2 separate regions of the Homo sapiens genome follow, and region 2 is linked to region 1. Evidence: read pairs that join two places in POLR2A ChIA-PET (ENCODE). Cell type or tissue: Caco-2. All regions are shown on one strand.

Region 1 (5,000 bases):
CAGGGTCCTGGTGTGTGTGTATGTGTGTGTGTGTCTCGCTCTGTCACCTGGGCTGGAATGCAGTGGCACGATCTTGACTCACTGCAGCCTCGACCACCTGGGCTCAAGTGATCCTCTCACTTCAGCCTCCTGACTGAAGTAGCTGGGACTACAGGCTCATGCCGCCATGCCCAGCTATTATTATTTTTTTTTTGTAGAGACAGGGGTTTCACCATGTTGCTCAGGCTGGTCTCCTGGGCTCATAGAAACCACAATTTTTCATTACAACTGTTTTCTCATTGTTTGTGCAGACAGACAGATGTCAATCATCATAGAATGTAGAGCAATTGAGAAGTAAGGCTCAGTCAGGCTGGAAATACGAAAAACAAGATGATATTAGACAAGTAGTATAACATTTCTAGATCTTTCTTTTTCATCTATGAAAAGAGAGTGACTCACCTATTTGACCTGAGACCTTTGTCTGTAATATTCTGACTTGGATACAGTTGTTTTCAGTAGAAAAATGTGAGGTAAGCAAGGGTTCATTTTTAAAATAAATTTTGGTGAGGTTTGATATATCAGATTATAACATAAGCATGCTACCCTTTCCAGTTTGTAATAATCTGATCAGAGTGATTTTAGTGGGGTGTAGTGAAGAAGACGACAGTAATTTTCTTCCTCTTTCGTTTTGTAACAAGGAATATCTGTTAAAAGTATATTAGTAGCTAAGAGCAAGACTATAGTACGGCTTTTTAAGAAGCCAAACTACATGATGACAACTACAACCATTAATTAAGTACCTACTTAATTAATTATAGTGCCAGACACTATATAAATGTGCTAATTTAAGACTCTCTCTCTCTCTCTCTCTCTCTCTATATATATATATATATATATATATATTTACCTCATTTAATCTTTTCCACAATTCTGCAGGGTAAATAGCAAGATCCCATTTCACATGTGAGGAAACTATTTGTGGCTCAGAGAGGTTCTGTGAGGTCATTGCAATGGCTATACCAGCTATAAATCCCAATGCTACCTGTGCTTTTCTACCACATAATGCTTTTTTTCCCATGATCTTGCCATGCTGAATGATTCAGCAACAAAAATGTACTAGATAATTATCTAGTGTGCAAAGTCCTGCAGGAGGTATAAGGGAAGTCCATGGACCTTTTGTTCAAGGAACAAATAAACGTGAAATTCACCCAGTCTTAGAGTTAGGGATTAGACGTGTCCTTAGCAGTACAACTTGCAGCCACCCAGGCCTTTTTTTCTATAACATGCTTAGCTGATGTTGCTCCAGCCTGTGCTTGAATATTGCCAAGACAGGGAAATGAAAGCTTCAAAAGATAGCTTTTTTTTTTAGCTGCTCTGAAAACTGGAAATGTCTTTACTACAATGCTTCTTCTATAGAGAGCTTCCTCAACTTTATCCTTTTTGGTTCTGGTTTTGCAGTTACCTGATATAAGCCTAACTTCTCTATAGCATTATAACCTTTTATCAATGTAACTCTAGTTCTCATTTTTCCTATTTTCCCTGCCTCTTCCTACCAAATATAATTAGTTCTTTTCACTGTTCTTCATATGATAGTGTGTCTAGACCCAGCCCCTTCTAAAGGTGCCGGGATCAAGCATAGTGCTCTAGAGGAGGTTTGTCTGGTGCTGTGCACAGTTCTATCTGAAATTTTATTGTGGGCTTCTGTTGAACTCAGGGAATCATCTAAAACCCCATTGTTTTCCAGCTTGAGTTGATGCTAAACCAGATTTCTGCCATTCTTTACTAATGCAGTTGATTGACAAGATCATTTGGGGTTCAGATTCTGTCTATTGACCTTCACAAGTTTTATCACCCACAAATGAGTCTTAAGTCCTTATCATCTCTACTCCTGTCATCATTCTTGATAATCCTCTCGGTTCCTAGACATGTTCTCCAGAAAATTTTTCTTCTTCTCTGTATTTACCACATTTAGATGGGGTCACTAATAGAAACTATATTGCCTCATATATTTTGATTTCAAACATCTGGCTCTGATCACCACTTCCTACCACTCCTATTTATTTGTTCAAGTATCACTGGTCTTAAAGATTTTTTTATCTCCTCATGCCTTCCAATCTATTGACCTTTCTCTCACCCCATCTACCCTTTCCTATATCCAGTTTTCATATTCCTCATCCTGTTTAGATTTTGAGGTTCATCGTTGTAATTTCCTTGTGATACTTTAAACTCTCTCTGTTACACTCATTTTGTTAGACCCGCCTGTTCACCTTCTGTATGCCTGTACCCTTGCAGTTGAACACAGCTAGAGAAAATCACACTGTCTTTTCTCTTCTCTTTTTTCTCTCTCTCTTTTAAATAAACACAAGCTTCAAATAAGCACACAATAATGCTGGGCAAGCCTACTGGGATTTGGGATTCTCTAGTTAGTTTTCTTTGCCTAACTGAGATATCTATTTCATACTACTCTTCATTCCCCAAATATATCATTCCCCTCTCTACCTCCCCTCCCAGCTGCCCCCACTAGTTGCTTGAGAATAAAAGAAGTTATCAGAAAGACAGAAATGAGCCCATTTTTCTATCCTGTCTATATATTCCTTCAGAAAGGTCTGATGAACCTTTCTAGAGAAGGCTTCACCATCATTCTTTTTCATAGCACTTTCATAGAACTTTCCATAATAAGCCATTACTTTTGCTTACTTTAACATTTATTTTCTATTTCTTCCAATGAATATAAGCTTTATAAGGATAAGAGTTATATCAATCTTTTCCACTTTTGTTTCCTATTAAAATGCTAAATAATTATTTGTTGATGTTATAAGAATTCAGAGCATCATGATGATTAAGAATATGAATGAGCTTTGGATTTATTCAGACCACGATTGGAATTCTAGCTATGCCACTAGGCCACCATAGTGACTGTGGTGGGTGAGTTGCTTAAACCCTCTAGCTGAAGTTTTTTTTTTTTTTTTTGGAAACAGAGTCTCACTCTGTTGCCCAGTCTGGAGTGCAGTGGCACAATCTCAGCTCACTGCAACCTCCACCTCCCGGGTTCAAGCTATTCTCCTGCCTCAACCTCCTGAGTAGCTGGGACTACAAACGCACACTACCATGCCTGGCTAGTTTTTTTGTATTTTTAGTAGAGACAGGGTTTCATCATGTTGGCCAGGCTGGTCTCGGACTCCTGACCTCAGGTGATCCGCCCGCCTTGGCAACTCAAAGTGCTGGGATTATGAGCATGAGCCACCGCACCTGGCCTGCAGTTTTCGTACCATGAAATGGAGATAAAACTACATTCATCAGAGAGTTATTAGAACTAAATGGGATGATTGATTTTAAAGTCTGGTACAGAGTAAGTGCTCAGTGCATTTATCTACATGTAAGTATTTTATTTGTCTCAGATATTTATGAAAATGTTAACAGGACAAAGCCAGCTAGTAAACTATTTGAGACTACTCTCAATTTGGTAGCATTCTACAGATTGAATTTCCTGATGACAAATGAATTGTCTACCTTAGCCTGTATTTCTGAATCTTATCTAAAGGATCTTTTGGAACACCTTATTATATGCCTTACTGAAATCCAGATAGTCAAAATTTATGGAATGCTGATGCATTCTTAGTCTAGGAAACTCACAGTTAGTTTTGGGAATAGTATGTTCTTAAGGGCCTATGCTGCCTGCCATTCATCGCTACTGTATTCTAATTGTTCATAAACCATCTTTCTAAGTGACTTTTTAAAGTTTTGTGGGTATTGTGAGCAAGTTTACTGGTCTGTACATTTTAAAATCATGGTATTTACATGTTTTTAGGGACACAGATTCCTCATGATAGTTACTTCATTATCATTAATTTTAGCTTTTTACTGTCTCATTCATTCTACCATCTATTCATTTCTTTATCCAAAAAAGTATTCATTAAGCTGTGTACCATATGTGTACCATATACTGTGTACTATATACCATTAAACTGTGTACCATATACTGTGCTTGAATTGGGAAAACATTCTTGCTCCTCTTATTTTCCCTCTGTATATATGTCTGGGTTTTTTTTCCATTTAGCATTTACAGTTTGCCTCCTTTAAAAAATTGACATAATAGCTATACGTAATCTCATAATCTCTGTACATACAATATAAAATAGGAAAATAAAAAATAAAATTGGATGAAAACCAATTAAAAGTAGCAAATAGATATGAATATTTATAAGCACCTGAGTTGAAGTTTAGCTGTAGAATTCCAGCAGATAAAGGAGAGAAAGGACATGTCATAGGCATATAATCATTTATTCATCTGTCCATTCCATATGTATCTATTGTATTTCTCTTATATGCCAGATCACACACCTGAGAGCATTTACATTTTACCATTTACAGTTCTCATTTTCTGACATATGGAATCATAATAGTTCTTCTCAAGATTTCCTGACACTGAAGTCAAGGGAGAGTTTTGTTGCATGATTTTATTTGAGAGTCCTTAGGAAAAGTAATAGACAATAAACTTCTACTGTTGTTTTGCAGAAGACAGATTATTTTAAATAGTTTTTTAAAATATAAATCCCCTGTAAAAGCAGAGGGCTTTGTATTTAATCTTTTTTTCAGTAATGATAATTCTTTAGGGAGTTTAGGTGATGTGGTCCTTAAATACTCCTTTATGATTACCTAACTCATAACAGGTATAAAGTTTAGAGGAAGAGCCTACACAGTCAACCTGTCTATTCAGCTCTTTGTGTTAAACATCAGCTGTCTGAATTGAGCTTAATAAGTGCTGGGTTACAATCAGCTCTTGCTTGAAAGCTTTGATGAGTGACTAAGATGCCAATATTCTGTTTTCCTGGTCACTTATCTGTTAAAGACTTTCCTCCTGTGGGTGAGATTGCAACTGAAGCACTCCCACTTTTTTTTTTTTTTTTTTTTTTTTTAAAGACGGAGTCTCACTCTGTCGCCCAGGCTGGAGTGCAGGGGCGCGATCTCGATTCACTGCAAGCTCTGCCTCCTGGGTTCACGCCATTCTCCTGCCTCAGCCT
Region 2 (5,000 bases), 400 kb before region 1:
TAGTAGAAATGGGGTTTCGCCATCTTGGCCAGGCTGGTCCCAAACTCCTGACCTCAGTTGATCCACCCACTGTGGCTTCCCAAAGTGCTGGGATTACAGGCGCTGTGAGCCACTGCGTCTGGCCAAATTTTCTTTTTTTTCTTTTTTTAAAAATTTATTTATTTATTTATTTATTTTTATAGTATTTATTGATTATTCTTGGGTGTTTCTCGGAGAGGGGGATTTGGCAGGGTCATAGGACAATAGTGGAGGGAAGGTCAGCAGATAAACATGTGAACAAGGGTCTCTGGTTTTCCTAGGCAGAGGACCCTGGGGCCTTCCGCAGTGTTTGTGTCCCTGGGTACTTGAGATTAGGGAGTGGTGATGACTCTTAAGGAGCATGCTGCCTTCAAGCATCTGTTTAACAAAGCACATCTTGCACCGCCCTTAATCCATTTAACCCTGAGTGGACACAGCACATGTTTCAGAGAGCACGGGATTGGGGGTAAGGTTATAGATTAACAGCCTCCCAAGGCAGAAGAATTTTTCTTAGTACAGAACAAAATGGAGTCTCCTATGTCTACTTCTTTCTACACAGACACAGCAACAATCCCATCTCTCTTTCTTTTCCCCACATTTCCCCCTTTTCTATTCGACAAAACCGCCATCGTCATCATGGCCCGTTCTCAATGAGCTGTTGGGTATACCTCCCAGACGGGGTGGCGGCCGGGCAGAGGGGCTCCTCACTTCCCAGACGGGGCGGCTGCCGGGCGGAGGGGCTCCTCGCTTCCCAGACGGGGCGGCCGGGCAGAGATGCTCCTCACCTCCCAGACGGGGTGGCGGTCGGGCAGAGACGCTCCTCAGTTCCCAGACGGGGTGGCGGGGCAGAGGCGCTCCCCACATCTCAGACGATGGGCGGCCGGGCAGAGATGCTCCTCACTTCCTAGACGGGATGGCGGCCGGGAAGAGGCGCTCCTCACTTCCCAGACTGGGCGGCTGGGCAGAGGGGCTCCTCACATCCCAGACGATGGGTGGCCAGGCAGAGACGCTCCTCACTTCCCAGATGGAGTGGCGGCCAGGCAGAGGCTGCAATCTCGGCACTTTGGGAGGCCAAGGCAGGCGGCTGGGAGGTGGAGGTTGTAGCGAGCCGAGATCACGCCACTGCACTCCAGCCTGGGCAACATTGAGCACTGAGTGAGCGAGACTCCGTCTGCAATCTTGACACCTCGGGAGGCCGAGGCTGGCAGATCACTCGCGGTCAGGAGCTGGAAACCAGCCCGGCCAACACGGCGAAAACCCGTCTCCACCAAAAAGATACGAAAACCAGTCAGGCGTGGCGGCGCGCGCCTGCAATCCCAGGCACTCGGCAGGCTGAGGCAGGAGAATCAGGCAGGGAGGTTGCAGTGAGCCGAGATGGCGGCAGTCCAGTCCAGCCTCGGCTGGGCATCAGAGGGAGACTGTGGAAACGGGAGATGAGGGAGATGGAGACCGTAGAAAGGGGAGAGGGAGAGGGCCAAATTTTCTTATATTGGGTTATCACCATGGGTCTTTGAAACTTTGCATATGAGCTCCTCTTTGAAATATGGACTTTTCTGTTGCATACTGGTAAGTCACTTACGTTGAGTGACACATAAGTAGTTTCTGTCCGTTTATAATATTTTCTCTTTCTAAATGGAGTTGTGAATCCCACTTCTTTCTTTTTTAGTTTGACACAAAGAAATATTGTCTACAAAAGACAATACCAGACTGTGTGAGCAGAAATGGTATTGATCCAAACAGATATCTTTTGTGATGTTGCGGATTAGGGACCAAACTAAGTATCCATGGAACATCATATTTTTTCATTCCTGGGAGCAAGTAATCTTGTTACCTGTCCTTTCTTTCCTTTCTCCTCTGTCCTCTTTATTTATTAAAGAGACAAATCATGTTGTTTTAGTATTTGGGTTGTAGGTCATTGGGAAAATAAGGTTTTTGCATGTAGAATTAAATTTAATGGTTGGTGGTTAAGGACATGGACTTTGGATTCAGACCACTTGTATTTAAATCACAGCCCTACCACTGACTCTTCTGGTGATCTTTGACCAATCACCTCACACCCCTCTGCCTCAGTTTCCCCATATGAAAAATAAGATAGCACATGTAAAGTGATTAGAAAAGGTGTCTGACATAGAAAGTGTTCAATAAATTTTAGCTGTTATTTTTGACAGTTTTAAGGTATGTACTTGTTCTCTGTTGGGAACTTCAGAGATCATCTATTTGAAGCTTACCAGTTTTCCCTTTGTGGAAATTGAGACCCAGAAAAGAGAAATGACTTGTACAAGGTCATAGGTTGGTTTGAAACAAATTTTGTTTGTTTGTTCGTTTGAGACAGGGTCTCATTCGGCCACCCAGGCTGGAGTGCAGTGGCGTGATCTTGGCTCAGTGCAACCTCCATCTCCCCGGTTCAGGCAGTTCTCCTGCCTTAGCCTCCTGAGTAGCTGGGATTACAGGCGTGTGCCACCACATCCAGCTAACTTTTTAAATATTTTTAGTGGAGATGGGGTTTCACCATGTTGGCCAGTCTGGTCTCGAACTCCTGACCTCAAGTGGTCTGCCCGCCTCGGCCTCCCAAAGTGCTGGGATTTCAGGCATGAGTCACTTTGCCTGGCTGAAACAAATATTTTATCCAGGTACATATAAGAGTGTTCATTTTCCAGCTAATTTGTCAGCTTGGAGTTCTTGAAGAAAACAAAAACTGCTCTTTAGAAATTTCTACAAATGAGGAAACTTACGTATAAAATAAATTAGCAGTGCTTGGCTGTCATGTAGTAGATCTTCAGGAAGGAAGGAAGGAAGAGAAAGGTGGCACTTTGTCTATTCCTTGTTTACCATTTAGTGCCATGCTTCTGTGTTCACAGGTGTTCAGAAGCCTTGGAATGCACATAGTGTCTCTAGATTAGCTGAGTATGATAGAGTTGATGCCTGTTGTTTGCCTGACTGGTTTTATGGACCTTGTAGATCAGGGGTCAGCAAACTATATCTTGCAGGCCAGCTGCCTGTTTTTATAAATAAGGATTTATTGCAACACAGCCATACCCGTTCATTTACCTTTATCTGTGGTGGTTTTCTTGCTAGAGTGACAGAGATGAGTAGTTGAGACAGAGATTTTAATGGCCTTACAAGCCTAAAATATTTACTGTCTGGGCATTTAAGGTAAAGTTATTTCTCCGCTCCCCCCATGAAATCAGTACTTTTCTAGGTTTTAGTAAATTCAGAGGGCTGGAGTGTTTGAATGCCTGCTAGGTGGCAATATGTGGTTACACCTCCATAAGGGGCAGTTGTTAGAACATTGTACTTAGGTAGACTGGCTGTAGCTGTTGTCTTTTTGTTTTGTTTTAGGTTTTCTTAGCTGTGGTTCTTTGAGAAAGTCATTTGCCTTTTGTAGGCTTCATTTATTCAGTCTATAAAATGGTGATCTGGGACAGGTGTGGTGGCTCCCACCTGTATTCCCAGCACTTTGAGAAGAAGAGGCACGGGATCACTTGAGGCCAGGAGTTTGAGATCAGCTTGGGCAACATAACAAGATCGTGTCTCTACAAAAAAAAATAAATTTTTTTTTTTTAAATTAGCTGGGTGTGATAGCATGTGCTTGTAGTCCTAGCTACTCAGGAGGCTGAGGTAAGAGGATATGATTGCACCGCTGCACACCAGCCTGGGTGGGTGACAGAGAGACCCTGTCTCGAAAAAAAAAGAATGGTAATCTGTGTAGAGCTATATGTACCTGTAAGCAGAAGACTGGACTAGGTCAGGCCAAATAGAATCCAGAGAATCACTTGGCAGCCGTGGGACTGAGGACAATCAATTGTAATTCAGATAACTGACCTAGATTAGGGGTCAGAATATTACAGCCTGAGGGCCAAACCACCACCTTTTTTTGTAAATAAAGTCTTACTGGAATATAGTCGTGCACGTATGTTTACATGTTGTCTCTGGTTATTTTTGTCCTTAATAGCAGAGTTGAGTAGTTGACTGCATGTCCTGCAAAGCCTAAAATATTTACCCTGCTCCTTTTAGGAGAGTTTGCTGATCCTTGATCTAGATCAGTGGTTTTCAACCAAGGGTGATTTCTGTCCCCCAGGGGACATTGGGCAATGTCTGGAAACACTTTGGTTGTCACAGCTTCGGGCTGCTACTAGCATTTAGTGCACAGAAGCAAACGATGCTGCTACACATTCTATAATGCACAGGCATCGCCCGATAGTAAAGAATTTTCTGGCTCAAAATGTTGACAGTATTGGAGAATCCTGATTTAAACTAATGGTTCTCAAACTTTAGTTTGCATCAGAATAATTTGGAGGGCTTGTTAAACCACAGGTTGCTGGACCCCCACCTCAGAGTTTCTGACTCAGTGGGTCTGGTGTAGGGTCTGCAAATTTGCATGTTTTACCAGGTTTCCTGGTTATGCTGATGCTTCTGATCCAAGGACTACACTTGAGAATTGCTGAGCTAGATGACTTTTGAAATTCCGTCCATTCCTGTGATTCTTTGATTTTGTGATCTTAAGTACTGTTCCATTTCTGTGACTTAGCAAAACGTTTTATGACATGGTTTGGATGTTTGTCCCTTCCAAATCTTATATTGAAATGTGACCTCCAAAGTTGGAGGTGGGTCCTAGAGGTAGATATTGGATCATGGGGGTGGATCCCTCATAAATGGCTTAGCACCATCCCCTTGGTGATGAGTGAATTCTTGCTCAGTTAGTTCACGTGAGATCTGATTGTTTAAGAGTCTAGGGCCAAGTGTGGTGTCTCACACCTGTAATCTCAGCACTTTGGGAGGCCAAGGCCGGTGGATCACTTGAGGTCAGGAGTTTAAGACCAGCCTGGCCAACATGGTGAAACCCCATCTCTACTAAAAATACAGCTGGGTATGGTGGCGTGCACCTGTAGTCCCAGCTACTTGGGAGGCTGAGGCGTGAGAATCGCTTGAATCTGGGAGGCAGAGGTTGCAGTGAGCTGAAATCGCGTCACTGCACTCCAGCC

Evidence for each region. ChIA-PET counts read pairs that join two places held together with the same protein. Peaks named below come from ENCODE experiments on the same cell type or tissue, not always from the same donor. Only the 100,000 strongest peaks of a DNase experiment are listed, where the experiment ranks them.
Region 2: POLR2A ChIA-PET joins it to region 1 with 6 read pairs; 2 of 35 experiments call an interaction of 5 or more read pairs at or near these places.

Annotation. Positions count from the first base shown.
Region 1 is chr1:50,550,247-50,555,246 of GRCh38, reverse strand. All of the region lies in intron 13 of FAF1 (Fas associated factor 1), which reads left to right. Among named protein-coding and RNA genes, the nearest start is that of FAF1-AS1, 110 kb to the right of the region's middle. In Caco-2, no CTCF peak of the experiment used is centred here; no DNase peak of the experiment used is centred here.
Region 2 is chr1:50,948,577-50,953,576 of GRCh38, reverse strand. All of the region lies in intron 1 of FAF1 (Fas associated factor 1), which reads left to right. Among named protein-coding and RNA genes, the nearest start is that of FAF1, 9.2 kb to the left of the region's middle. RefSeq lists an enhancer at 350-924. In Caco-2, no CTCF peak of the experiment used is centred here; a DNase peak (open chromatin) is centred at 2,956.